2 separate regions of the Homo sapiens genome follow, and region 1 is linked to region 2. Evidence: read pairs that join two places in POLR2A ChIA-PET (ENCODE). Cell type or tissue: B cell. All regions are shown on one strand.

Region 1 (2,500 bases), 93 kb after region 2:
TAAAGGCTATTGCTGGGACAGGTGACGAAGCTTACATGGGGCTTGAGGATTTAATGATAGAAATGTATCAGCGTTAATGTTCTGATTTTGATGGTTGTATTATGGTTATGTAGGACTGTGGTTTGGTTTTTGTTGTTGTTGTTTTTCTTTTGAGACAGAGTCTGGCTCTGTCGCCCAGGCTGGAGTGCTGCAGTGGCACGATCTCAGCTCACTGCAACCTCCGCCTTCTGGGTTCAAACGATTCTCATGATGCCTCATCCTCCCTACTAGCTGGGATTAAGGCATGTGCCACCATACCCGACTAATTTTTGTATTTTTAATAGAGATTGGGTTTCACCATGTTGGCCAGGCTGGTCTTGAACTCCTGACTTCAAGTGATCCGCCCGACTCGGCCTCTCAAAGTGCTGGGTTTACAGGTGTGAGCCACAGTCCCTGGCCTAGTGATTTGGTTTTGTTTTTTGGGAAAACACATACTAAAGTATTCAGGGTGACAGGGCCTCAAGTTGACAACTTCCCCTCAATGGTTCTGGGGAGAGACAGTTCTTGGTACTATTCTTGCAAATTTACATAAGTTTGAGATTGTTTCAAAATTTTAAAATAATTTAAAAAGTAATATTCTTTTTTTTTTTTTTTTTTTTTTTTGAGACAAGAGCTTCACTCTTGTTGCTCAAGCTGAAGTACAGTGGCATGATCTCGGCTCACTACAACCTCTGCCTGCCGGGTTCAAGCGTTTCTCCTGCCTCAGCCTCCCGAGTAGCTGGGATTACAGGCGTGCACCCCCACGCCCAGCTAATTTTTTGTATTTTTAGTAGAGACGGGGTGTCATCATGTTAGCCAGGCTGGTCTCTAACTCCTGACCTCAGGTGATCTGCCCGCCTCGGCCTCCCAAAGTGCTGGGATTACAGGCGTGAGCCACCGCGCCCGGCTAAAAAGTAATATTCTTGCCTAAAATTTAAATCATGAGAAGTACATAAAATTAAATGTTCCCTATTTCTTATTTTAGCCTCCCCTTTTAAGCATTTTATTTATGTATGTATGAATGTATATGTAATATATGTTGTAGGTCATATTGAGTATTTATGATATGCTAGGCACAGGCACACTGTATTCCTGGGAATTACAATGGTCATCAGTCAAAACCCCTGCCACTAGAGCTGCATGGCCTTGTGTTATTTGGAGAAGCCATCATTTCTTTAAGTTCCCTCTCATGAGAGGCAGTGGAATGTGATGGTGGTGGGAGCTCAAGCTCTATATTCGTATCCCAGCCCTGCCAGCAACTGTGCTGAAATCTTACTCAACTTCACTGTGCCTCCGCCTCCTTATCTGCAGGCTGGAGATGTGTCTCATCCCCATTTAACAGAGCTGTTGTGAGCATCACACGTGGTGATACACGTAGGGTGCTATACTTGTGGGTGGCACATGGCAAGCACCTGGTAAATGGTAGCTCCCACTGAGGGACGTTTAGGTTATCATTCGTACTTTTATAAATCTAAAAATTGCCTTGTATACATTTTTGCACACTTACACTTTAGAATCTTTAAAAAAAATTTGGCTACCTTTCTGTTGTGAAGTTTTGCTTTTAGTGGCTTTGTTAGAGTGCTGTGAAAAACTAGATGGAGAATAGGGAACATGTCTCTGAAAGTCTGTGCCATATAGGGCTGGAACTTGAGCAGTATGAGATAAATACTGGCTTATTTTCAGATTTTTCTCTGCTCAAGGGTTGGCCTACTAAAGTTGTTTTTATGTGGTGTTTGGTGCATTTTCTTTTTCTTTTTCTTTTTTGTTTTTTTTTTGAGACAGGGTCTCACTCTGTCACCCAGGCTGTAGTGCAGTGGCATGATCATGGCTCACTGCAGCCTCGACCTCCTGGACTCAAGTGATCTTCCCACTTCAGCCTCCTGAGTAGCTGGGACTACAGGCGTACTCTACTACACCTGGCTAATTTTTTATTTTTTGAAGAGACAGGGTCTCGCTGTGTTGCCCAGGCTGGTGGGACTCAAGCGATCCTCCCACCTCGGCCTCTTGAGTAGCTGGGATTAGAGTTGTGAGCCACCACACCCAGCCTCCATTTTCAAATACAGGTTGAGAATCCCGAATCTGAAAATCCAAAATGCTCTACAACCCAAAATGCTCCAAAATCTGAAACTTTTTGAGCACCAGCACGATACTGAGAGTGCTCATTGGAGTATTTCGGATTTCAGATTTTCAGATTCAGGATGCTCAACCAGTAAATTTCATGCAACTATTTCAGAATCCGAAAAAGTTTGAAACACTTCTGTTCCCAGACATTTCAATAAGGAATACTCAATTTGTAATACCATTTTAGAATAGTTAGGCGAGCTTTGCTCAGGTTTGAAAGGGTCACGTAATGTTAATCACTAGGAAATACTTTTGTCTCAAGTAGTGTAAGCCAAGAAAATACTGTCTTGAGAACTTTGCCTGATGAGCTTTGAATGTCAGAGAAAGGAATAATATTAATTCCTACTTCTAGTTGAGTTAA
Region 2 (2,500 bases):
TTTCATTTTCTCGAGGTTGTCTTTTTTTTTTTTTTTTTTCAATTTGAGAGCAGGTACTGTTTATTAACTGACCAGCTTAGAAAAATAATCATGGTAGACACCTTAGTTTATTCTTCTAATAAGCCTGTTGATCTGGTCCTTCTTGTTGCCAGCATCTCCACCTTCTACAAAATGGGTGGTCTTTTTCTTCATTCTGCCTCATGGAGAAGATAATTTTAAGGGCCACAGGAAGTTATTTGCTTCTTTGAAGCATTTTCCAACAGTATAGATCTCATGAATCAGATCCTCCAGCAGATGATGCCATATTTACCAAGAGATCGAGCAATCAAAGTGTTATCTGTCAAAGCAATTCGCTTCTTACTGAATTCTCCATAACCACGCTTGTAGATAAGTTCATTTAGTGACTTTAGATTTGGGTACCCCCAAGCAATATATGACTCTACAATCCTCAGCATGTTAATTGAAGCCCTGTTGAGCTTCACAAACGTTCCATTGAAGATTTCAGGAAGGCGAAGAAGCTGCAACACCTTTCGGACCTTTGGGCTTACCCCATTGATACCTCTGATCCTGATGGCAAATGCCAATTTGGGTTCTGCAGGTACATAGAAGTTGCCAGCTTTTCTTGCCACCCTCGCCATTCGAATTTCAGTTCTGTCCATCTGCCTATGTTCCTTGTGACAGTGCTTCGCTTTTTCATGGATAAACTTCCTCCTTGCCCTTTGAAGCATCTTTTGGGCAAACTTCTTTCTCAGGCGCTTGATCTTCAGCTCTGCAAAATTCCTTCACTTTTTTCTTAAGGATTTCTGGCACAGCAGGAACCTTCTTCTTCTTCTTTTCTACACCCTCCGTGGTTCCAGCCGGAAAAAGAGGGAGGGTATCTTTTGATGAACAAATACTCTTAATTTTCATGTAGTCATGTTTGTCAGGTTTTTAATACTAGGTACTTTTTGTATCCTATTTAAGAAATCCTTCCCTACCCCTAGGCTATGAAGCATTTTCCCATATTATCTTCTAAAAGCTTTATTATTTATCTTTCACATTTGAGTATACAGTTCACCTGGAATTTGATTTTTGTGTATGGCAATTCTTAGCTAACTTATTAGTACTCCTCTGCCTTTAAAAATTTTTAAATATTCTATCCAGACTTTCTGGCTGTCCTCAGCAGAATGGTTGGTCTTCATTACCTGGTTTACCATTCCCAGAAGCAGAAATGTCTTTTAAAGTTTCAGTTTCACTTTGACTTAAAAATGATCTGTCCCGTCTTGTTAAGGGGCCTTAATGAATATGTTTACTAAAAAATAAAAAAAGACTGAAAAACTATATAGATTCATGACTGTTTCTATTTTTTATTTTTATTTTAAGAGACCAAAAAGAAGCTTCTGTTTCCTCTCTGCTTCTGTCAGCTATAAAATACTGTTAGACAAATTTAAGCTCGCTACATAAAATGAACATGGTTATACTTATTGCAGGATAATTTCAGAACATTAATCACAGGAAAAAATTAAATTAAAAAATACACACTATCCAACATTGACTTTGATAATAAAATGGCTTTAACTAAGGCAGTGGCTACCCCCCTTTCTCTGTTTATCCATAAATTTAAACCTCTTTTTTGGCCAGAGATGGACTGTATGCAAACCGCATCCAGAATGCTTTTAGTTTGTGCCACAAAATATGAAGAAAATGTTTTCAGTTTATGGCAACTAGATCCATGACATATGATGCTCCAGGAACTGTTTTTACAGTGCGCAAGATGCACAGGAACAGAATAGCAAACTCACATGATTGTTGGCAAGGAAAACCTGGCTACGTGGCTGATGTTAAATTTGCTTTTTAAGACAGCCAGATCAAGAAATGTCTGAAGACTTTGAGACTGCAGCAGGGAGATGATTTTGCAGTTAGTAAACACAGCCCTGGGAAGCCATGGCAAGGCAGTTCTGGTAAGCCATTTACAGCTTCTCTTCTAGCAGGAGAGCACAGTGGAGGCTCTGGAGAGGAAAACCTGACGTGGCCTCTAGAGAATGTTGCCCAGGGCAGTAGAGCCTCCCTGGTGGCACTGCTGTCAGCACCACCCTGCACAGCCCGGCAGAACCCTGCCTTGCCCTGGCCATCTCTGTCTCTGAGATTCACCACGGAGGTTAGCTTGGTTATAGGTGAGCTGTTAAGAGTAGGGGTTTGTGTTCTTGGAAGTTAGGGCTTAGGAGCCACACATTTCCTTCTTGCCCAGCTCTTGCTTGCTTAGACCATTTTCTTTATCTTTTTCAATGAACACTTGTCAAAGTGTGCTCCTTCCTCCCATCCAAGACCCTTTCAGAAGGTCACAACTATTTTAATAATACTAAGATGCTGTATGCCTTTTAAATTCATTCTCCCATGAGTGCACATTGGAGTTTTTCCAGACATGTGATACTGCAAAAGATTGAATGCAAAAGTATATATTTGGGTGCAGCTGTTGTTGCTCAAGCTAGACATTAAAGAAATTTGCAAAGATGTAAAACAG

Evidence for each region. Peaks named below come from ENCODE experiments on the same cell type or tissue, not always from the same donor. Only the 100,000 strongest peaks of a DNase experiment are listed, where the experiment ranks them.
Region 1: POLR2A ChIA-PET joins it to region 2 with 6 read pairs; 6 of 35 experiments call an interaction of 5 or more read pairs at or near these places.

What each region holds. Positions count from the first base shown.
Region 1 is chr22:40,199,661-40,202,160 of GRCh38, forward strand. The region is part of intron 1 of TNRC6B (trinucleotide repeat containing adaptor 6B); the gene reads left to right. Among named protein-coding and RNA genes, the nearest start is that of TNRC6B, 23 kb to the left of the region's middle. In B cell, no CTCF peak of the experiment used is centred here; no DNase peak of the experiment used is centred here; H3K27ac peaks cover 1,221 bases.
Region 2 is chr22:40,106,217-40,108,716 of GRCh38, forward strand. It overlaps a transcript of TNRC6B not described here and the pseudogene RPL7P52. Among named protein-coding and RNA genes, the nearest start is that of TNRC6B-DT, 63 kb to the left of the region's middle. In B cell, no CTCF peak of the experiment used is centred here; a DNase peak (open chromatin) is centred at 1,193; H3K4me3 peaks cover 818 bases; H3K27ac peaks cover 1,750 bases.